Linked DNA regions of Homo sapiens: regions 1 and 2 are each linked to region 3. A link is a loop called in an ENCODE intact Hi-C map of the cell type or tissue named here. Cell type or tissue: heart left ventricle. All regions are shown on one strand. Region 1 holds the start of ZNF488 (zinc finger protein 488). Region 2 holds the start of ANTXRL (ANTXR like). Region 3 has its middle 60 kb from the start of MSMB.

Evidence for each region. Hi-C counts contacts between places; a loop is a spot of excess contacts. Peaks named below come from ENCODE experiments on the same cell type or tissue, not always from the same donor. Only the 100,000 strongest peaks of a DNase experiment are listed, where the experiment ranks them.
Region 1: it touches region 3 in a loop (10-fold over the local background); 6 of 110 quality-filtered maps call a loop at or near these places.
Region 2: it touches region 3 in a loop (14-fold over the local background); 30 of 110 quality-filtered maps call a loop at or near these places.

The regions. Positions count from the first base shown.
Region 1 is chr10:47,380,377-47,388,376 of GRCh38, reverse strand. ZNF488 (zinc finger protein 488) reads left to right here and starts at 4,084. Exons shown (of 2, transcript NM_153034.4): 1 at 4,084-4,157. RefSeq lists a silencer at 3,636-4,115 and an enhancer at 3,678-4,177. In heart left ventricle, no CTCF peak of the experiment used is centred here; a DNase peak (open chromatin) is centred at 3,966; H3K4me3 peaks cover 1,290 bases; H3K27ac peaks cover 524 bases.
Region 2 is chr10:46,281,152-46,289,151 of GRCh38, reverse strand. It overlaps ANTXRL (ANTXR like), which reads right to left and starts at 2,155. Exons shown (of 17, transcript NM_001278688.3): 1 at 1,642-2,155. The coding sequence starts at 1,889. LOC105378577 (a long non-coding RNA gene) reads right to left here and starts at 4,302. Exons shown (of 1, transcript NR_160731.1): 1 at 3,155-4,302. RefSeq lists silencers at 4,112-4,601, 5,966-6,115. In heart left ventricle, no CTCF peak of the experiment used is centred here; DNase peaks (open chromatin) are centred at 4,511 and 6,041; H3K4me3 peaks cover 2,663 bases; H3K27ac peaks cover 469 bases.
Region 3 is chr10:46,102,693-46,110,692 of GRCh38, reverse strand. It overlaps the pseudogene AGAP7P. Among named protein-coding and RNA genes, the nearest start is that of MSMB, 60 kb to the right of the region's middle. In heart left ventricle, no CTCF peak of the experiment used is centred here; DNase peaks (open chromatin) are centred at 3,872 and 4,132; H3K4me3 peaks cover 1,322 bases.

The sequences.
Region 1 (8,000 bases), 1.3 Mb before region 3:
CCAAGAGTCAGTGGGAGGGAACACAGGCCCCAGCTCTAGGGCAGGAGTGTGAATGAGTTCACATCCCAGTGTCAAAACTGCTGTATGACCAGGGCTTTGAATGGCAGAGAGGGTATAGTGTGTGGAAAAACATGGGCACAACCAAGTGGGATTCAAGCGTGATTCAGAAGTCAGAGTGTTACTGTAAAACATTTGTAGAAATACCTTAATCAATTTTATTTTCTCCATTTTTGTATGCACAAGAGTGGCATATAATTTTAGAAAATTTCTACCAAGTGTATATGTTCTGGCTATGTGTTCCTACCCAAATCTCATCTTGAATTATAATTCAAATTGTAACCCCCATGTGTTGGGGCAAGGACCTCATTGGAGGTGGTTGAATCATGGGGGTGATATGCTGTTCTCATGATAGTGAGTGAATTCTCATGAGATCTGATGGTTTTGTGAGGGGCTTTCCCCCCTTCGTTCTGCATTTCTCTCATTCTTCTCCTTCCTGCCATCATGTGAAGAAGGACGTGTTTGCCTCCCCTTTTGCCATGACTGTACGTTTCCTGAGGCCTCCCCAGCCATGCTGAACTGTGAGTCAATTAAATCTCTCTTTCCTTTATAAATTGCCCAGTCTTGAGCAGTTCTTTACAGCGGCATGAGAATGGACTAATGCAATAAATTGTTATCAGGTAGTGGGGTGCTGCTGTAAAGATATCAAAAAATGTGGAAGTGACTTTGGAACTGGGTAACAGGCAGAGGTTGGAACAGTTTGGAGGGCTAACAAGCAGACAGGCAGGATGATGTGGGAAGGTTTGGAACTTCCTAGAGACTTGTTGAATGGCTTTGACCAAAATGCTGATAGTGATATGTACAATGAAGTCCAGGCTGAGGTGGTCTCAGATGGAGATAAGTAACTTGTTGGGAACTAGGATAAAGGTGCTTCTTGCTATGTTTTAACAAAGAGGCTGATGGCATTTTGCCCCTGCCCTGGAAGTCTGTGGAACTTTGAACTTGAGAGAGATGATTTAGGGTATCTGGTGGAAGAAATTTCTAAGCAACAAAGGGTTCAAGAGGAAGCAGAGCATAAAAGTTTAGAAAATTTGCAGCCTGAAGATGTGATAGAAATGCAAAACCCATTTTCTGGGGGAAATTCAAGCCTGCTGCAGAAATTTGCATAAATAATGAAGAGATGAATGTTAATCATCATGACAATGGGGAAAATGTCTCCAGGTCATCTCAGAGACCTACAGCAGCTCCTCCCATCACAGGCCCAGAGACCTAGGAGGTAAAAATGGTTTCGTGGGCCAGGCTCATTGGCCCTCATCTCCTCTATGCAGCCTTGGAACATAGTGCCCTGCGTCTCAGTTGCTTCAGCTCCTGCCGTGGCTAAAAGGGGCCAAGGTACAACTTGGGCCATTGTTTCAGAGGGTTCAAGCCCCAAGCCTTGGAAGCTTGCACATGGTGTTGGGCCTGTGGGTGCACAGAAGTCAAGAATTGAGGTTTGGGGCCAGGTGTGGTGGCTCACGCCAGTAATCCCAGCACTTTGGGAGGCCAAGGCCAGCGGATCTCCTGAGGCCAGGAATTCAAGACCAGCCTGGCCAACATGGTGAAACTCTGTCTGTACTAAAAATACAAAAATTAGCCTGGCATGGTGGCAGGTGCCTGTAATCCCAGCTACCTGGGAGGCTGAAGTGGAGAATCACTTAAACCCAGGAGGTGGAGGTCACAGTGAGCCGAGATCATGCCACTGCACTCCAGCCTGGGCAACAGAGTGGGACTCCATGTCAGGAAAGAAAAAAAAAAAAAGAATTGAGGTTGGGAAATCTCTGCCTAGATTTCCGAGGATGTGTGGAAACACCTAGATGACCAGGCAGAAGTTGCTGCAAGGGCAGGCCCCTGATGGAGAACCTCTGTTAGGGCAGTGCAGAAGGGAAATGTGGGGCTGGAGCTCCCACACAGAGTCCCCACTTGGGCACTGCCTAGTGGAGCTGTGAGAAGAGGACAACTGCCCTTCAAATCCAAGAATGGTAGATCCACCGACAACTTGCACCTTGTGCCTGGAAAAGCCACAGGCACTCAAAGGCAGCCCAAGAAAGCAGCTGGGAGGGGGTCTGTACCCTGTAAAGTCACAGGGCCAGAGCTGCCCAAGGCCGTGGGAGTCCACATCTTGCACCAGCATGACCTGGGTGTGAGACATGGAGTCAAAGGAGGTCATTTTGGAACTTTAAGGTTTAATGACTGCCCTATTGGGTTTCAAACTTGCATGGGGCCTGTAGTCCCTTTGTTTTGGTCAATTTCTCCCATTTGGAATGGGTGTATTTACACAATGCCTGTACTTGCATTATATCTAGGAAATAACTTTCTTTTGATTTTACAGGTTCATGGGTGGAAAGGACTTGCCTTGTCTCAGATGAGACTTTGAACTTGGACTTTTGGGTTAATGATGGAATTAGTTAAGACGTTGGCAGACTGTTCGAAAGGCATGATTGTGTTTTGAAATATGAGGACATGAGATTTGAGAAGGACCAGGGGTGGAATAATATGGCCTGCCTCTGTTTCCCCACCCAAATCTCATCTTGAATTATAGTCCTTATTGTAATGCCCATATGTAGGGGGAGGGACTTACTGGGAGGTGATTGAATCATGGCGGTGGTTGCCCTGTGCTGTTCTCATGATAGTGAGTGAGTTCTCAGGCAATCTAATGGGTTTGTGAGGGGCTTTTACCCCCTTCACTCTGCACTTCTCTCATTCTTCTCCTTCCAGCCACCCTGTGAAGAAGGACCTGTTTTGCTTCCACTTCCACCATGATTGTAAGTTTCCCGAGGCCTCTGCATCCATGCTGAACTGTGAGTCAATTAAACCTCTTTCCTTTATAAATTACCCAGTCTCAGGCAATTCTTTATAGCAGTGTGAGAATGGATTAATACAGTCTAAAATAGATCTTTCTTTATATAACTTAAAAATTACAAGTGATGAAAAGCATTTGAGTTGGTTGGTTGTCAGTTTTTTCCCCCTCTTTTGGAGCTGTATTTAGTATAATAGAATATCTTAAATTAGTGGTCTTTTATAATAAATGAAATTGGGTGTACTTCGCCCCAGCATATTAGGGTTCCCTTGCTTCATGCCTTCCATGACAGTTGGTATTATTATATTTTAACATTTATGCCTAATGATTAAACATCTCCTTGTGGTCTTAATTTGCATTTTCTAATTACTCTAGAGACTTCGTCCTTTCACATGATTTTGGTCGTTAGTGGTTCCTCTTTGAAGTGCCTATTCATGTCTGTGTCCATTCGTTGCTTTGGGTGTTCCTCTCTTTCACACTAATTCATTAAAAGTATATATCCTGGATACTAATCCTTTATCAATTGCTGCAAGTATCTTCTTTCAGTGTGTGGCTTGCTTTTTCACTCCGTTTGTTGTTTTTTAATCAAAGTATAAGTTCTTAATTTTAACGCACTTTAACTGTCATTTTCCACCATGGCCCGAGTCGCGGAGTCCGCCTTCCTGGCAGAGCGTTGCGTGGTCACAGCTGAGGTCTGGGGAGCAGAGGCGGCGGGCGCTCCCGGGGGGAGCTGGGCGATTCCGGCGGGGGGAGGTGCCGATCGAGCGGCCGCCAGGCTGCTGGGGGAAGGAGGGCCAGGAGGCCGTGGGGGTCCTCGGCGCAGACTGGAGCCGCAGGCACCGCGCGCAGCCCTCGCCCGCATCGCCGAGGCCCCGCGGGCCCAGGAGCGAGAGGTCGGGCGCCCAGGACCAGAGGGCGTAGGCGAGAGCAGGCACCGCCTCCAAAGAACGCCCTCGCCCTCCCGCAGGCGATGGCGCCCGGCCCTGACCAAGCCAGCTGGGGGCATCTCCGCGGAGCTGAGCCGGGGAAGGGCCGGGCAGCCCAGAGGGTCAGAAGGGGGTTTTCTCCCGGGGTTGTGAGTTCTTTGGCCAGCGGCACCCTCCCCTGCCGGGGCCGCCCACCCGCAAGCCCCGCCCCGAAGGCTGGAGCTTCCCTGGGGGTGGGCGACGCCGAGACCACGCCCCGAAGGCGGGAGCGGCTTGGGGGCGGGATCTGGCCGCCCTCAGGGCTCCGGCGCCAAGTTCAGAGCCACGCGCAGTGCTCTTGGCCGGGAGGAGGCTGTGCTGCACCAGCACCTCTTGCTCCACATCTCCAGAGAGCCCAGGTGAGGCGCACCCTCCTGTCTGCAGGGACAGAGCCGCGAGCGGGCGCGGGCGGCGGGGTCCATCTCACTTCCACATCAGCCTTTCCCCAGGACAGGGTTGTTGAGTCCTGCCTTTGACTGTGGGGTCCTTTCCTTCCCAATGTCGCCAGCTTCCTCTCTCTCCCACGTCGTCTCCGAGTCCCATCCCCGTTTCTGTTCCCTTTCTCTTCTCTCACTTTTTCTCCTCTATCTCTTCTTTATTGTCTTCCTGTTTTCATTTTCTTCTGTGTCAGTCTCTCTCCCTCTCTCTTTTCCTCTCTTTGTTTATTCTTCTCCCCTACCTTCTCCCTCTCCCCCCTGTTTTTTCAGCACTCAAGAATTCTGCCTATGAATTTTTCTCCTAGGGTGACTTTCAGGCTGCAGTTGTTTTCCTCCCTCCCACTGTCTCTCCCGGGGTTTATCCTGTGTTGCTGTTATTCTCAGCCCGGGCTTGCGCTGGGCAGTAGGGTAAGAACCATGCATCAGCCCCAGATCCTTTCTCCAACAGATTATATCCAAAGATCTGGACATGTATCCTGTTCACTGCCTTTCCTGGGAAACAAAACAATACCAAATGATCACATTATAATGAGTTTTTAGAATGAGCTAAAAGAACATACCTGGTTTTAGAGACAAGGGGTTGATTGAATCCTTTCCTTGACATTTTGCCTTTACTAATAGACACAGACAGCACAGCAGGAAGCTAAGCCTTGCAGAAGCATTTAGGGGGCGTTCCCACCCACACCTGCCTTCTGGGCAGGCTATGCAATGCCAGGTGCAGGGGAGGGAGGGGACAGGATTCAGAGCAGGGTTGTAGGAAGACAGTGGGAGGCCAGGGCTTTGAAACATTTGAGGGAGCCTGGAAATAAGAAATTAACAGTAAATTTCTAAAATATGTAGTTGCCAATGCCACTGATGTACAGAAATGAAATTAATTACTCCTGAGGGAGACATTAGACATTTTATGGCAGTAATTATGGCATTTGAAAGTAATGATTTTATGTACATTAGATAGGAGGGCCAAGGGGAAAATATTTCCTGTTAGTATCAAAGATTGTCGTAGATGCATAAGGGACGAACTCTAGAAAATCAAGTCTCATTCTTTTTGAGGGATAAAATAGAACTATATCGAGGCAATTTTTTGTTTCTTGGTTACAATGTAATCTTATCAGAGATATGTGATTTAGTTTTTAATGATATTTTATGACACATACATATTTATATGTTCAAACACACACAAATACATAATATATATGCACTAAGTTATAAAAGAGCCCTTGTTTGTTTGTAAAGATCTTAATTACCAATAAAGGTTGAAGCTTTCACTTCTTGGAAATAAGTTAACATGATATTGTAGTTTATTATGACCTTTAATGAAAATTCAACTAATTTACTTTTGATTGATACAGAAATGGAAATTTGGCCGTAGATAAATCACACAGAATTAAACAGAAATTAAGTATGATGAAGGTGCATTGCAGTGTGTTCAGTGAAAGAATTTGCATATGCTAGATATTTTGGACAAATTCATAGGTATGTGCATGGAACTGTGATTTGTGAGGCTTTTTTCTGGTTTAAAAAGTTAAATTGCCTTTATATCTAATCCCTGATCCCCAACATATGCGGATTCTGGGGGGAGGGATAAAAGACTTTGCAAATGATTTAGAATCATCGTGTCTGCTTTGCTTGGCAGATTTCTTTTCAGACATCCAAGAGGTGGCAACTTTTGTTTGAAACATATAATCACACCAATTATTTAAAAAAAAAGACAAACTTAAATATTTTTAAACTTATTTTTCCTCATTAGTGGTCTGTGCCTCTATAAGAACATCATTGTCTTTTTATCCTTAGATGATGCTATTGTTGGAACCTGGGAAGGTCGGAAGGAATAGCTGAGGTAAAATCATGGACTTTTTGCCTGAAGGCTGCCAGTGGAATTGGGACCACTGTCTCAGGCTCCACCTTTATTCTCTAGTTGTATCAGGAAAAGAGCTGCTGTTCCTTGTGCTCTTGCTATCTGGCATGCACAGAGCCCTGTTGAGTCCTGTCCGTGAGTGCCTGAAGTGAAGATCACCATTCTTGTTTTACTTATGAAGAGATGGAGGCCCAGAGTGTTTGTCTGAGCTCAGGCAGGTAGTGGCAGGGTTGATTTGGAACACAAGTAGTGCCCTGGCGCCTGAGTGACCAGGGCTAATTCAGTCCCTTTATGTGACTTCCATGTTGCTGCAGCCCTGGCAAATATAACGTCTAAAATATCACTCCACACAGCACCAGCCACTGCCTATTGGCATTGTTTGGCAGAACACTGCTCCCTGTTCTATGTCCTGGCCATCCTCAGTCATATTCATGGCAGACTCTCAATCTGCACAGCAGGGCCCCATTGAAGCATTGGATCTGCCCTCTGCTTTCACTGGCCCTGCTTCTGCACAGTCTCAGACATCTGAGTGGATGATGAGATCACATCCACCCCTATGAGGGTCGACGTGGCCAAGTTATGTTGCACTAGGGCCACTCTCCCTGCTTCCATGGGTACTGGCTGTGTTCGCAGTCTCCTGCACTTGGCTTTCCTCGAATGCAGCAGGCATTGCTGCTAGAGGGGTCCAGGCGTAGCTGGCCACAGAGCCTGTAGGGGCTGACCAGGAATTGCTCATCTCCCCAGTGCCACCAGCCAGCCTCTGGGAAAGCCTGGATCACCTTCAGTGTTTAATTTCCTCAGTGTGCCAGAGCCAGGAGGATTCCTGGAAACAGGTGTATTCCCTTTCTTAGGAAACCCCAGGACCTCACAATCCAAATGCAGAAAAGGCCCGTAGATGATTGTCCTCTGGAATCTTCCAAAAGGGTCTGGGAAGCTTCTGCAGAGACTAGGGATACCAAAGGATTAGAAGACAGGAGGTATTTTCTGCTCTTGTGTGTTTTAACTGAAGAGAAAAGCAGATGCAGCAAAGCACTGCTTGGGGGGAGCGGGTGGGGGTACATGGTGTCTCTGAATAAGATCTGGTGCCTGACCTGCAGCTCAGAACAGCTTGAGGCTGGCCAGTTGGCTTGGGTTAGGGAGTGACTTCAGACATCCCAGGAAAAAGAGGTTATCCAGATGTTTGCCAAGAGTTCTTTCTTCTGTAGGTGGAGCAGGAAGGAGAAAAATGCCCAGGCTGTTTGGTCATTTATTAAACACTGTTATGCACTGGTCCCTGAGAGCTCAGGAGTAATGGGAAGGCTGCCATGGAGTGGACTCTGTCCCTTTGCACTCAGTGCGATAAGAAGTGATACCCCTAATGTTTACTGAGCCAGGTTCCTTAGCACTTTCTCTATATTAATCCTTCTAATCTTTCCCACAACCCAGTGAAGAAAACACCAAGGTGACCCTCTTTATAGATCAGAAAACAGGCCTGGAGGGGACCCACGCCTTGCCCAAGGTCACAGGTTGGATACAGCAGAGCTGGCCTCCAACCGTGGAGCCCGTGCACTTAACATCTATTTGGATGGAAGGCTCGAAGGTTACCTGAGACAACCTGGTCAAGGTGATAATGTGGGAGAATGTGGCCAGTGGTTCCCAGATGAGTGAATGATCAGTGTGCAGTCACCAGAGGATGGGTGATAAACCGAGAACCACAAGCTCTTAACACTGTGGGGTGGGCGAGGCTTCATCTCCCAGGATGCAGCACTTGCTGAGTTGGGCAACAGGGGACCCTGGTTGATGGCCCAGGTTGGTTGGAAGCCTTTGGGAGATGTGCTCTGTGTTGGTGGGGAAGGCCAGGCATGGTTAGATCCCCTGTAGACTTGGGGAGCTCAGTTTCAGAAAGTTTCAAAGATCATCACTTGATTTCT
Region 2 (8,000 bases), 180 kb before region 3:
GACGCTAATGACCAAAGAGCCTGCCTGCAGGCAGTAGATGTTGTTTCTGCCTGGAGGATTACCGCAAGTTTCTCAGGGTCCCGCCCAGCTGCGTGGTCTTTGGATGGGCTTTGGAGTCACAAAATCCAGAGTTTCAATTCAGCACCATGGTCTATCTGGAGGCTGTGGTGGGTCATTCCCTGGCCATGACCTGGCTCATTGCCTCCTCCTTAGAATGGGGCAATGCCCTTTACCCCCAGCCTTGTTAGGAAGACTCATTAAGGTTGCTTTTGTCTGCTCCCTTTACATCCACTCTAGGCACTCCCTCTGCATTCCCCCTCATCCAGTCTGTCTGGGATTACATCAGGGCCTCTGCAGTTCCTGTGAGTTTCTAGCCTGTGGCTCTGCCTTGCCTGGCAGGTCCCTTCATCCCCATCCTCTGTCATCGCCTCTGACCTGCAAATTCTCCCTTCATCCTCATCACACTTGGCAAGGTGAAAATGAAGATACCCTTTTTACAGATGGGGGACACGAAGGCACAGAATGATGAAGCAACTTGCCCAAGACTATGTGGCTAGTGAGTGGACTCTGCCTGTCTCCAGAACTGAGTTGCTCCTTCCCCAAGAGTAGCAGAACAGTCAGAAACCATGGGAATTGGTGGGCTGGGGTACACGTCCCCTAACCATTAGTATCCAGGAGGAATGAGAAAAATCAGAGGAATTTCAACCTGCGATGCTGGAAAGTGTGCAGCACAGGAAGCCGGAGTCTTGTCACACTAGCTGTCTCTGGATGCTTCCCCAACCTCCAGGAGCCACCCTTGTCCAGGAACCAGATAGAAAAATACCTGTACTACTCACAGCCCAGGATTGTGGTGAGGTGCCAGGAGTGCAGGGGAAGGGCTTTGGAGGCCAGAAAGTGCTGCAACATTCTCCTGAAGATTGCACCACTGCTGCTACTGAATAAGCACAGAGTATTACCACCCAGCAGGAGGAGCAGGAAAGGGAACCAAGGCAATCTCTCCAAAGCTGAACATTTGCCTCTTTTCTTTCCTGGTGAGCCAGAAGGTGCCTAATACGTAGCCCAGCTTCCCCAGGGCCAGCCTGAAACAGACCAAACTGTTCTGAAAGTGTAGGAACTATCGCGTGGCTCTCCAAGTTGCAGAAGAGGCACTTAGAAGCAGCCAACCAAAGGCCTTCTCTAAGCAGTGACATTAGAATGCCCAACACAGGCAACAAAGCAATCTCTGTGGGGCCCAGTAAAATAGAAGTCATTTGCGTGAAAAAACAAACAAGCAAAACAACACAGAAACCCCAAACATCCGCAGTGAGCATCTGAGAACTGCTGAGAGGCAGGTCCGAGCAATCATCTGTTGCAGCAGCGTGAGGATGAGGATGCTGACCCAGCTGATGGAGGGGTAGGGAATCGTCCAGAACCCCTTTGGTGGCTTTTTTCCTCATCCAGGAGATGAAGCACCAGGGAAAAGAAAGCCAGGGCATTCTTTCTGCCTCAGAAAAACAGGAGGCCTAGGTCTGGTCTGACCAAAGTTTGGCCCTGCTTCTGTGACGGAAGCTTGCATCTCCTTGAGTGGTGTCCTGTCCCTAGTGAAAAAGAGACAGTGGCTCCTGAGGGTGACCCAGGGCCAGAGCTAGAAGGGACACTCACTTGTCCAAGATGAAGTAGAGGTCAAATGAGCCCTGGCATCTGTGACCTGCTTGCCCCTGGCGCCAGTGCTGCCTCCATCCTGGGCCATGGTGGTGGTGGGCTCTCCTGGAGCCCAGGGCCAGGCGGTGAAATATTCTCCAGTCAGGTCCATGGTACCGAAGGCTTCCTGCTCTAAAAAGCGGTGGAGGAAGCAGCAGCAGCAGCAGGAAGACCAGGAAGTAGGGCCCCAGGGACTCATGGCTCCCCATTATCTGGCTGTCCCTGTGACCCCACCTCACTCTTGGGTGCCTGTGCCAGGGCCCAGAGAGGCTGAGCACAGGCCCCTTCTTTGCCGCCTCCCCTTATGCCCGGGGCCACACCCCTCCTCCTGCCCTTTCACCAGTGCACACTATGGCCCTCCACCAGGTACCTCCCCAGATCGCAGGGACTAGGGTCAGCAGCTGGCTCTGGGAGACTTGCTTCCAGCTACCTGCCTGGCCCTTCCCCCACCCTGGGGACAGAATTCTCTGTTATGGTTGACAGGAAGGTTGACATGGTGACTTTGTGACCTGCAGCTCTTCCCAATGTCCTGCATGTTGACAACATCAGGGGGAGGCACAGGACCTTTGGAGGGGCTACAAGAGGAAGCCTCCATTTCCCTTATAACAGCCCTCACAGTGTCCCTTAAAACCACTAGACCCTGCTGTTTGTTCATTGGAAGAGTTAGCCCAGGTGAGTTAGGTGAGGACATTGCTGTGGGTGAGGAGGTCAAGGACTGGGAGGCCAGAGTGTTGGCAATGGGAGGTTATTTGTGTGACACTGAAGTCCCCCAGGAGATGGCAGTTCGGGAAGGAGATGGAAACTGCAGTGTTGCCAGAGTCTTTGTGAATGAGGGACATTCCGGTTCTCTACTGCTGTGTAACAGACCACCTACATTTAGGGACACAGAACAGGCCCATTTTATTATGCTCACAGGTTCTGAGGATCAGGCACTCAGGGCGGAGTTAGGAGGGCTCCTCATGTCTGGGGCCCCATAACTTGAAGGATTGGGCACTGGAATTATCTGGAGGCTGCTCCACTCACAAGTGTGGCTCCTAGGCAGGAGGGCCCAAAACCTGGGCTCAGCTGGGACTGTGAATGGAGACCCTGCATGTAGCCTCCCCGTGTGACCTGGGCTTCCTCCCAGCATGGCAGCTTCAGGGTGCTTGGGCTTTTACAGGTGGCCCAGAGGTCCAAGAGTGAGTATTTTCAGTGAGCACGGCAGAAACTGTAGAGCTTTTTATGACATCACCTTGGAAGTCACACAGTGTCACTTCCACTGTGCTCTATTGGTCCAAGCAGTCACAGCTGCCAAGAGTCAATGGGCAGGAACACAGGCCCCCTCTCTAGGGAAAGAATGTGGACAGGTTCACATCCCAGTGTCAAAACTGCTGTATGACCAACGCTTTGAATAGCAGAGAGGTTACAGTGTGTGGAAAGACGTAGGCACCAATGAGTGAGACTCAAACAGGACTCAGAAAAGTCAGACTGTAACTGTTAGAAACACCTTAATCAATTTTATTTTATTTTGTATGCACAAGAGTGATATCCAATTAAAAATCGTTCTCTAATAAGTCTAAAATATATCTTTCAATATGTGTAATATACAAATTACAAGTGATAAAAGTATTGGGTTAGTTTTTTGTTCTTTGATTTCTTTTGTTTTGGAACTGTATTTAATATAATAGAGTATCTTAAATAAGGGGTATTTCAGAATGAATGAAGCCCAGTATATTTCCTTCAAAAGCATATTTGAGCTATCTTGCTTCATTCTTCTTGATACTTGGTATTAGCATACTTTAATATTTTTGCCTGGTGGTAAGTCATCTCCTTGTGGTTTACTTTTTTCTTATTTTATTTATTTATTTTTTTGTAGAGACAGGGTCTTGCTATGTTTCCCAGGCTAGACTCCACCTCCTGGCCTCAAGGGATCCTCTGGCCCTGGACTCCCAAGCGCTGAGATTAGAGGTGTGTGAGCCACCCTCACTGCCCTCTTTGTGGTCTTAATTTGCTATTTCCTAATTACTAATGGGAACTGGTCACCTACTCACTTGATTTTGGTCGTTCATGGTTCCTCTTTGAAGTGCCTATTTAATGCCGGCATCCATTCTTTGCTTCAGGTGTTTTTCTCTTTCACATTGACTCAATAACAGTCTTTATATATCCTGGATACTAATCCTTTATCACTTGCTGCAAGTATCTTCTTTTACTCTGTGGCTTGTTTTTTTCACTTCATTTATTGTTTTTTAAACAAAGCCTAAGTTCTTAATTTTAACGTACTTGAACTGACATTTTCTACCCTGGCCCCCTCCCACCCTTAGTTCCCAGACACCTCTTATGATCTGGGGTCGAGGAGCCCGCCTTCCTGGCGGTCTCAGCTGGGGCCTGGGGAGCGAAGGCGGCGGGCGCTCGCGGGAGGAGCTGCGCGATTCGGATGCTGGGGAGGTGAAGCTCGCGGGGCCGCCAGGCCGCCGGGGTAAGGAAGGCCGGGAGGCCGCGGGGGTCCACGGCGCGGAGGGAGCCGCAGGCACCGGGCACAGCCCTCGCCCATCGCCGAGACCCGGCAGGCCCAGGAGCCAGAGGGCGGCGGCGTGAGAGGGAACCGCCTCCAAAGGACGCCCTCGCCCTCCCGCAGGCATAGTCGCAGGCGCCAGTCCCGGTCCGAGCCAGCTGGGGGTGGCTCCGGGGAGCTGAGCCGGGGGAGGGCCGGGCCGCCCAACGGATCAATAGGGGGGTTTCTCCCAGGTTGCCGTTTCTCTGGCCCGCGACGCCCTACCCGCCGGAGCCGCCCAACCGCAAGCCCCGCCCCGAAGGCGGGTGCAGCCAGGAAGGCGGGGCCTGGTGGCCTCTGGGCGCTGGCGCCAAGTTCAGAGCCGCGCCCTGGGCTGGGCGGTGGCGGCCGCGTCTGCACTTCCCCCCCTGCGCGCCTCTGGAGAGCCCGGGAGAGACGCACCCTCAGGTCGGCCAAGACCGAGAACAAGCGGGCGCGGGCAGCGGAGCCCATCTCACTTGCACGAAAGGCAGCGTTCTTGAGTCCTGCCTTTGACGGCGGGGGGTTCTTCCCTTCCCTCTGTCAGCTTCCTCCAGCTCTCTCCCATGTCCTTTCCGAGTCCCATTGCTGTCCCTGTCTCTTGCCTCTCTGCTTCTTGTCTCCTTGTCCTCTCCTGTTTCTCTCATCTCTCCCTTTTTCTTGTGTCCGCCTTGTTGGCTATTTCTCTTTTATCCTTTTTCCTTCTCTCTCTTTCGGCCTCTCCCCTCACTCTCCCTATAGGCTTCCTTCTCTCTTGCAAGCAAGAATTCTTCTTATGTTTTTCCCCTAAGGTGACTTCTTGGCCATAATCGTTTGCATCCACCCCTCCCCGCCCCAGCCCTCTCTCTGTTCATCTTGTAGTGCCCCATTATTCTCATCCAGGGCTTGTGCTAGGTGCTGGCGTCTTCAGCCCAGATCCTTTCTCCAACAGAGTATATACAAAGATCTGCACATGTAACCCGTTCAGTGCCTTTCCTGGGAAAAAGTACATAGATGATCAAATTATAAATCTCTGAATTTTCAGGGTCACCTGAAAAAAATACCTGGTTTTAGATACAAGACAATTGAATCCTTTTCTTGACATTTTGCGTTTACTCATAGAGGCACAGACAGCACAGCAGGAAGCTAAGCCTTGCAGAAGCTTTTAGGGGACATTGCCACCCACACCTTCTGTGCAATGCCAGGTGCAGGGGAGGCAAGGGACAGGATACAGACCTGGGTTGTGGGAAGACAGTGGGAGGCCAGGGCTTTGCACTTGAAACATTTGGGTGAGACTGACTGGAAATAAGAAATTAACAGTAAATTTCTAAAATATGTAGTTGCTTTGCCTCCTCAGAAATAATGGAACCTGATGTTGTGGTATATTGTGATCTTTAATGATATTCCAGCTTTTGACCAGCTTCTGTGGAACATCTCTACCCTGCCCTGCAGACTACCCTGTGACTCCTGGAAGTCTAGGTCCTTTGTTGCATGGAGAGGATGCAAACCACGTGCTGCAGCTCCCGATGCCTTTTCCGAGCAGATTCCTCAGAGGGGGTGCCTGACATCAGAGATGAATTTCAGCCAATGCCTCCGAAGAGGCAGATGCAGAAACCTCACTCCTCTCAGTAACCCTGAGCAAAGCACTCAACCTCTCTGAGCCTCGGGTTTCCATCTGTAAAATGGGCTCAAGCTAAGTTGTCTCTCCAGACTGTCAGGCGGCGCGCAGGGAGGAGGTGCAGACGCGGCCGCCACCGCCAAGCGCCCAGCGCGCGGCTCTGAACTTGGCGCCAGAGCCCTGAGGACACCAGGCCCCGCCTTCCTGGCCGCACACGCCTTCGGGGCAGGGCTTGTGGGTGGGCGGCCCCCGCGCGGGAGGGTGCCGCGGGCCAGAGAACTCGCAATCCGGGAGAAAGCCTCTGATCAGCTGGGCAGCCCAGCCCTCCCCGGGCTCAGCTCGGCGGACAGCCCTCTGATGGCTCGGGCTGGGCCGGGCGCCGGCGCCTGCGGGAGGGCGAGGGCATCCCTTGAAGGCGGCTCCAGCTCTCGCTGCGGCCCTCTGGCTCTAGGCTCCCCGACCTCTCACTCCTGCGCCAGGGGGGCCGCGGCGATGCGCCCCGTGCCTGTGGCTCCCTCTTCGCGGAGGACCTCCGTGGCCTCCCGGCTCTCCCTCCCCGCGCGACCTGGCGGCCCCGCTAGCGGCACCTCCCCAGGGCCCAAGTAGCCCAGATCCTCCAGGAGCGCCCCGACACCTCCGCTCCCCTCGCCCCAGCTGTGACCGCGCAGCACTTTGCCAGGAAGGGGGGCTCCGCGACCCTTAGAACATAGAGGTGTCCAGGGACTTAACTGCCCCTGGAGGGTGGCAGGGGGCCAGGGCAGAAGGGCCGTGGTCTGGACGGAATGACTGTGGGGTGGGTGGAGACTGCGCTGGGACTCGGAGGACCTGGGCTTTCCCCTGCAGTGGTGGAGTGAGGGTAGATGGGATAGAGTCTCAGGTAATTGCAGTTCTTGGTGCTGTTGCAGGCAAGTGTGCATGGGTCACATTGCTTGAGCGTAGGGTGCAAAGTAGCTTCCTTTGGAGAAGGGAGAATTCTTCAAGTACTGAAAGGAAAACCACCCCGAGTCCCTGCTCCCTCATTGATTAATTCCGTCACTCAGTGGGTGTTCTGACGTGGTAGGGGTGAGTGGGTGCGCGGAGATACCGTGAGGAAGCGCTGAGTTTCTCTCCAAGGCTTTGGAGGGTCTGTTGCAAAGATGAGATCCTCAAGGACAAACATAAGTCTGATGAGGGGGAAGTTGGGTTCAGAACATATATCAAACCTTAGAGATGGTCCTGTTACAGGAAAGGGGTCCCCATCTAAACACCAAGAGAGGGTTCTTGAATCTTACGCAAGAAAGAATTCAGGGCGAGTCTGCAGTGCAAAGCAAAAGCAAGTTTATTAAGAAAGTCAAGTGGTCAAAGTGCAGCTACTCCATAGACAGAGTGGGACGTTCCCGAAAGTAAGAGGAGTAAAGCCCCCATCCTAGGTACAACGCTTGTGTAGATGGGGAGATGTGCTCTGCAAAAGGGTTTGTGATAAAGGATTCATTTTCTTAATTACTCTATTTTGCAAGCATCAATATTATCTTTAAAGCAAAATTAGGAATGCCGTTGTTCTCCAGATATCTTGATATCTGGATACTCCCAAGTCTGGGTCTGTTTAGTAAACATTATTAATTTGTTCCCTTAACTGTGAACATCTAGAGGCGAGGAATGCCTAGCTTTCTGAGAACGCAGCCCAGCAAGTCCCCGCCTCATTTTCCTAGCCCTCACTCAAAATGGAGTCGTTCTGGTTTGACTGCCTCTGACAGTCCTGAAGCAAAACTTTTCTTTTATGGAAGAGAGAACATTGAGGAATAGAGAGAGACATCAAATCCGAAATGCAGAACATCAGAGACAAAGAAAACAATTTGAAAGTCACCAAACTCAAAACACAGATTACCCAGGAAAGACTGGTGGTGAAACCAATGATAAAGTTGCCACAGCCACCAGTGATATGTCCTTGGGTGCCTCAAAAATAGAATTCTGTATCTATCTGGAATATAAATCAAGTGTGAGCACAAAATGAAGGTATTGTCAGATGTGCAAAGTGTGAGTTTACAACCTGTACAACCTTGATGAAAGGATAAGAATGTATTTCAGAAAGAAGGAAACAATTTGGAAGAGTGGAGTTCAAGAAATGACGGTGAGCAAAGAAGCTGGGAACACACTGATTAAGGTGAGTGGCTAGGTACGGAAAATAATGACCATCACCAATATGGGGAGTTTTCTGAAAATAAAAGGATAGAATAA
Region 3 (8,000 bases):
ACACCTTTCACAATTATTTTAAGCACTCTCCTTTTTTCTTTTTCCTTCTGTGTTCAAATTACAGTTAGAAGAAACTAAGCAGCTTCTATCAAGGTGACTTAAAGCAGCCCATTAAGAATACCATATAGCCTCTCCCGTGGCAAACTCCATTCTGATTTTAAATAAGAAATCCCCAAATATTTGAATAGGAACTGTCTTGAGATTTGGCTACTTTAACAAAGGAAACAATTAGGCACTTACCTGGTTCCTTCACTTAGGTACCATCTGGATAGGTACAAAGAAAAAATAAGATGGGTACTGAAAAGTTGGGATATTTGAGTTTTTATTGAGAAAAGGAAGAGAATAGCTCAAAGAAGCCTAAACAAAGTCCCACAGGATAATAAACAGAGCTACAGACACTGTTGTCTCACCATCTGTTTGAGAGTTCCTCTGTAATATTGTGCTTGCCCTCTGGATTGGCAGAAAGGTTAAACTCCAAAGCTATGTGTATAGAGGGAGAAAAGAAAAAAGATGTAATCATTTATAAAAATTTATCAACTCATTTATTCAACTGCTGCTTATTCGACAAGAGCCATAAATAAATGGTCCCATGCCAGCCTGGGAGAATGAGATGAGAGAGCAAGAACTGGGCGATTGGGAGGGGAGGCGAAAAGAAACTGACTGGACTCGGTGGGGAAAGACTAAGGGGTGGGAATTCAAGGCAGAGCCAGCTTTTGTTCCTGGCCAGCCCCCGGGAAAGCTGGCTACAAGCAGAAAGGAGCTCGAAGTGGGGGATGCCTCAAAGGGAACCTTGGGGACAGTAGCAGCCAGAGGCAAACCGAGGGTAGATGGCACCTATCACCTCCTCACCTTCAGGCATCTCCCGGTCACGAACGTGGTGCATGTGGAGGTCCTCACCAACTTCAACAGTCACCTCAGCAGGCTGTACAGCAGCAGCCATGGGCGCTCCTGCCATCCTGTCCTCAGCTCCTGCCTCATAGATCTCAGATTCAGAGGGACACACCGACCCCTGCTGCTGGTCAAACTCGAGGCTGACGCTAGGGTGCACACGACAGGTCAGTATGTTCCCCATGGGGCGCCTCTACTGTCTGCCACCACCTGTGCCTCTGCTCACAGCTTTGGCCACGCACTCCCGCTGTCCTAGGCCGAGGCTATGCTGCACTTGCAGAGATGGTCTTCCCGCTCCTCGCCTGCCTACCTCACAGCGAGGCCCCGGGCACCAGCCCTGGCCCCGGCCCCGGCTAGGGCTGCGGGCCAAGGCCCGCACCCTGCTGCCTCCCCTGAGTTGACTTGTCTGGGAGGGTGAAGACCAGCCGGCTTATTTAATAGGTTGTGAACCCAACAAGCGCTGAGAGACACAACAACTGCCTGAAGAGAGAACAGACGGAGCTCCTCCTCCTTCTGTAGTCACCTACAGACTGAAGCCCACTGGCCCCAGGTGGGAGCCCAGGCATGTGGCACACAATGCTCCACCCCACACTTCACAATGCCCTCCCCGACACCTCACAGTGCCCCACCCTGCCTGCCACCCCTCCCCAACAGCTCAGAATGCCCCTGCCTTGGCTGCCCCACCCTGTGGCTTATGATGCTGCTGCTCTCCTGGCCCCTCGTGCAGTGCCAGTGGGACTAAGGTTTTCATTCATCACCAGCTTCCTGAGATTTTAGTCCTAAGAAAAGCAAAGGGTAGTTCATTCCTCGAAGCCAGCTTCCTCTATGAGTTCTATACAAAGCCTCAGTAGAGTGGGTCCCATTAGCAACCAAGTTGAACAACTTTTATTTGCTGACTGAATATAGATACACCTGAATTGTTGACTGCTTTTGTAACTAAACACTCCTCTCCTGTCTTCCAACGAGTGGTCATTTTTGTCCGCAACTTGACCACAGCAATCCCTGGGGCCCTAGCTCTACTCTCAATAAAGAGTTATGGCTGTGTGTTTTGAATGACACCTTAGGACCCATCCTGCCTCCACCTCCTTCTCCATAAAATAGAAACCTAACTTGCCCCTCCAAGCTCTGAAATGCTGAAACTTACCAACTCCCTTTTCTCCCCGCTATTTCTTCCTTCCGTGGCAGGGACTTTCAGGTTTTCTTTCTTTTACTAACAAGGCACTAAGCATGATTTTCTCATACAAAATCGAGAGCCATAAAGTGGCTTACCACAGTCCTATTTCAATAAAGATGAATACTCGACATCTGGCAAGTAGTGTGTGCCTGACAGTGTCCCCACTGTGCTATGCTCATTTAACCCTCAGAAACAATCTCATGTTACAGATTTTGCAGAAGTTGTTGAGACGGAGAAGGTAAGTAACCTCCCCAAGGTCACATGACTGCTAAGGGTGGGGCCATAGTTTGATCCCAGGTAGTCTGAATTCCCCAATTGCTTAAGCATGATTATCAGAAAGTATAGCAATATGGCGTTGTTTGCCAACGGGCAATGAGTACTGCTGTTGCTCCCTGTTCTATGTCCTGGCCATCTTCAGCCATGTCCATGGCCGACTCTAAATCCGCATAGCAGGGCCCCTTGAAGCACTGCTGGATCTGCCCTCTGCTTTCACTGGCCCTGCTTCTGCACAGTCTCAGGCATCTGAGTGGGTGATGGGATTGCATCCATCCCTATGAGGGTCCAGCTCGCTCTGTAGCCCAAGCTGGAGTGCAATGGCGCGATCTCCGCTCACTGCAAGCTCCGCCTCCTGGGTTCACGCCATTCTCCTCCTTCAGCTTCCTGAGTAGCTGGGACTACAGGCGCCCGCCACCATGCCCAGCTAATTTTTTTGTGTGTTTTTAGTAGAGACGGGGTTTCACAGTGTTAGCGAGGATGGTATCTATCTCCTGACCTCGTGATCCGCCCGCCTCGGCCTCCCAAAGCCGAGGATTACAAGCGTGAGCCACCGCGCCTGGCCTAGAATTATTGTTATAAAATGTCTCATGTCACTCTCAGGAGTAATTAGGCAACTTCATTTCCGTACATCAGTGGCATGGGCAACTACATATTTTAGAAATTTACTGTTATTTTCTTATTTCCAGGCTTCCTCAAATGTTTCAGGTTCAAAGCCCTGGCCTCCCACTGTCTTCCCACAACCCAGCTCTGTATCCTGCCCCCTCCCTCCCCTGCACCTGGCATTGCACAGAAGGTGTGAGTGTCCCTTAAATGCTTCTGCGAGGCTTAGCTTACTCCTGCAATGTCTGTGCCTATTAGTAAAAGGCAAAAGGTCAAGGAAAGAATGCAATCAAGCTGTGATTCTAAAACCAGATGTTTTCTTTCAGGTAACTCTGAAAAGTCAGAGATTCATAATTTGATCATCTATGTATTTTCCCCCAGAAAAGGCACTGAACAGGTTACATGTCCAGATCTTTGGATATAATCTATTGGAGAAAGGATCTGGGTCTGATGCATGGTTCTTACCCTAGCAGCCAGCCCAAGAAGATAATGGAGCAATATGTCATGAACGGAGGGATGGGTGGATGAAGAGAACCGCGGCCCAACATGTCTCTCTAGGAGAAAAATAAATCAAAGGGAGAATTCTTGCTTGCAAAAAATGAGCGGAGGATAGGGAGAGAGAAAAAGACAGTGAGAGAGGGAAAAGAGACAAGACAGAGAAATAGCCAATAAAGCAGACACACACAAAAAAGGGAGAGATGAGAGGAGAAAGAAACGGGACGGGACAAGGAGACAAGAGGCAGAAAGGCAGGGGACAGGAACAGGAATGGGACTCAGAGAGGACCTGGGAGAATGCGGGAGGAAGCTGGCGACAGAGGGAAGGGAAGGACCCAACAGCCAAAGTCAGGACTCAAGAGCGCTACTGTGGGGAAAGGCAGTGGAAATGAGATGGGCCCCGCTGCCCGCGCCCGCTTGCTCTCGGTCTTGGTCTTGGCCGACCTGAGGGCGCTTCTCTCCCAGGCTGTCAGGCGGCGCGCAGGGAGGAGGTGCAGACGCGGCCGCCACCGCCAAGCGCCCAGCGCGCGGCTCTGAACTTGGCGCCAGAGCCCTGAGGACACCAGGCCCCGCCTTCCTGGCCGCACACGCCTTCCGGGCAGGGCTTGTGGGTGGGCGGCCCCGGCGCGGGAGGGTGCCGGGGCCGGAGAACCCGCAACCCGGTAGAAAGCCTGTGATCAGCTGGGCAGCCCAGTCCTCCCCGGGCTCAGCTCGGCAGACAGCCCTCTGATGGCTCGGACTGGGCCGGGCGCCGGCGCCTGCGGGAGGGCGAGGGCGTCCTTTGAAGGCGGCTCCAGCTCTCGCCGCCGCCCTCTGGCTCTAGGCTCCCCTACCTCTCGCTCCTGGGCCCTGGGGGCCGCGGCGATGCGCCCCGTGCCTGTGGCTCCCTCTTCGCGGACGACCCCCGTGGCCTCCCAGCCCTCCCTCCCCGCGCGACCTGGCGGCCCCGCTAGCGGCACCTCCCCAGCGCCCAAGTAGCCCAGATCCTCCAGGAGCGCCCCGCCGCCTCCGCTCTCCTGGCCCCCGCTCCCCTGGCCCCAGCTGTGACCGCGCAGCACTTTGCCAGGAAGGGGGGCTCCGCGACCCTTACAACACAGAGGTGTCTGGGGGCTTAACTGCCCCTGGAGGGTGGGAGGGGGCCAGGGCAGAAGGGCCGTGGTCTGGACGGAATGACTGTGGGGTGGGTGGAGACTGCGCTGGGACTCGGAGGACCTGGGGTTTCCCCTGCAGTGGGGGAGTGAGGGTAGATGGGATAGAGTCTCAGGTAATCGCAGTTCTTGGTGCTGTTGCAGGCAAGTGTGCATGGGTCACATTGCTTGAGCGTAGGGTGCAAAGCAGCTTCGTTTGGAGAAGGGAGAATTCTTCAAGTACTGAAAGGAAAACCACCCTGAGTCCCTGCTCCCTCATTGATTAATTCCGTCACTCAGTGGGTGTTCTGACGTGGTAGGGGTGAGTGGGTGCGCGGAGATACCGTGAGGAAGCGCTGAGTTTCTCTCCAAGGCTTTGGAGGGTCTGTTGCAAAGATGAGATCCTCAAGGACAAACATAAGTCTGAGGAGGGGAAGCTGGGTTCAGAACATACATCAAACCTTAGAGATGGTCCTGTTACAGGAAAGAGGTCCCCATCTAAACCCCAAGAGAGGGTTCTTGGATCTCACGCAAGAAATAATTCAGGGCGAGTCTGCAGTGCAAAGCAAAAGCAAGTTTATTAAGAAAGTCAAGTGGTCAGAGTGCAGCTACTCCATAGACAGAGTGGGACGTTCCCGAAAGTAAGAGGAGTAAAGCCCCCATCCTAGGTACAACGCTTGTGTAGATGGGGAGATGTGCTCTGCAAAAGAGTTTGTGATAAAGGATTCATTTTCTTAATTACTGTATTTTGCAAGCATCAATATTATCTTTAAAGCAAAATTAGGAATGCCTTTGTTCTCCAGATATCTTGATATCTGGACACTCCCAAGTCTGGGTCTGTTTAGTAAACATTATTAATTTGTTCCCTTAACTGTGAACATCTAGAGGCGAGGAATGCCTAGCTTTCTGAGAACGCAGCCCAGCAAGTCCCCTCCTCATTTTCCTAGCCCTCACTCAAAATGGAGTCGCTCTGGTTTGACTGCCTCTCACAGTCCTGAAGCAAAACTTTTCTTTTATGGAAGAGAGAACATTGAGGAATAGAGAGAGACATCAAATCCGAAATGCAGAACATCAGAGACAAAGAAAACAATTTGAAAGTCACCAAACTCAAAACACAGATTACCCAGGAAAGACTGGTGGTGAAACCAATGATAAAGTTGCCACAGCCACCAGTGATATGTCCTTGGGTGCCTCAAAAATAGAATTCTGTATCTATCTGGAATATAAATCAAGTGTGAGCACAAAATGAAGGTATTGTCAGATGTGCAAAGTGTGAGTTTACAACCTGTACAACCTTGATGAAAGGATAAGAATGTATTTCAGAAAGAAGGAAACAACTCATAAGAGTGGAGTTCAACAAACAATGGTGAGCAAAGAAGCTGGGAACACGCTGATTAAGGTGAGTGGCTAGATACAGAAAATAATGACCATCACCAATATGGGGAGTTTTCTGAAAATGAAAGAATAATTTCAGAGGGGAGACCAGTTCCAGGAAAGTTTATCCAAGCAGATGGGGAGACCTTGAGCCATCTGAGGAGTCTGAGATTTCCTAGGCATGGGCCTGTCTTCATATCCCTGCTGGCCTCTGGCTAGAAGAAGCCTGTGAGGGGTGTGGTCTTTCCGTGAATGTGGTGGCCCATTGTGGTGGTAGAGAATGGATTCCCAAAACACTCCCTTCTCCCAGTCATACTCCCCACAGTCACAGATCTGATTGGTGCAGTTTCGTGCTCCCCACAATGTACTTAACTTGCCATTTAAAGTCAGAATTTGTCTGCTAAAAAAAAAGAAAAAGAAAAAAAAATGCAATCCAGCACCGTGGCTCATGCCTGTAATTCCATAGCTCTGGGAGGCAGATGCGGGAGGATTGCTTGAGGCCAGTCTGTGCAACATAGCAAGAACCTTTCTCTCAAAAAAAAAAAACACAAAAAACAAAATTAGCTGGGTGTGGTGGTGCACACCTATAGTCCTAGTTACTGGACTGTGGGAGGCAGGAGCCTAGAAGTTCCAGGTTATAGTGAGCTATCAGTGCACCACTGCACTCTAGCTTGGGCAACAGAGTGAGACCCTGACTCTTAAAAAAAAAAAATTGGCTGGGCACGGTGGGATCACGCCTGTAATCCCAGGACTTTGGGAAGCCAAGGTAGGCGGATCATTCAAGGTCAGGAGTTCGAGACCAGCCTGGCCAACATGGTGAATCCCCATCTCTACCAAAAAAATACAAAAACTAACCGGATGTGGTGGTGCGCACCTGTAGTCTCAGGTAGTGTTGGTGTGCACCTGTAGTCTCAGGTACTCGGGAGGCTGAGGCACGAGAATGTCTTGAACCCAGGAAGCAGAGGTTGCAGTAAGCCAAGATCGCACCACTGCCCTCCAGCCTGGGCAACAGAGTGAGACCATGTCTCAAAAAAAAAAAAAAAAAAAAAAAGCAGCAATAAAAACTGGCTATATACTTTCAAAAAGAGACATATCTAATACATAAGGACATAAAAAAGTTTAACATAAAAGGATGGGAAAAGATAACGGAGATATGGCCGGGATGCTGGGGAAACCAAAAGGAAGTGGGAGTCTTCAGCACAGAGAAAGTGTGACCAGGGGTTAAGAGGATCAGTTCCTAATCAGCTGCATTTTCCAGGAAGCCATAACAATTCTAAACTTGCATGCACCTAATAAAATAAAACAAAAAAACATAAACTATAAACTGAACAACTTTATAACAAGGCATGCTAATAAATGTTCAAATTCCTAGAAAAATATGTCATATGAATTGACAGAAATAGAAACACTAAATAAGTGTTAGGGCCGGGCATGGTGGCTCATGGCTGTAATCCCAGCACTTTGGGATCCAAGGCAGGCTGATCACTTGAGATCAGGAGTTCAAGACCAGCCTGGGCAACATGGTGAAACCCTGTCTCTACTAAAAATACAAAAATTAACCAGGCCTGGTGGCACGCCCCTGTAATCTCAGCTACTCTGGAGGCTGAGGCAGGAGAATCGCTTGAGCCTGGGAAGCAGAGGTTGCAGTAAGCCAAGACCATGCCACTGCACTCCAGCCTGGGCGACAAAGTGAGTCTCCATCTCAAAAATAATAATAATAATAATAATCATCATCATCATCATCAATAAATAAGTGTTAGTCTGCTCTGGGTGTCATAAGAAAATACCACAGGCTGGGGGACTTAAACAATAAAAATTTATTTGCTACCAATCCTGGAGGCTGAAAGTCTATGATCAAGGTGCCACCAGGATTGGTCTCTGATGAGACTCCTCTTCTTGGCTTGCAAACAGAGACCTTCTCATGGAGTTGTCACATGGCCTTTGCTCTGTGCATGCTTGAAGAGAAAACTCTGGCGTCTCTTTCTCTTCTTGTAAGGACATCAGTCCTATTTGATGAAGGCCTTACTCTTATGACCTCATTTAACCTTAATTACCTCCTTAACGCC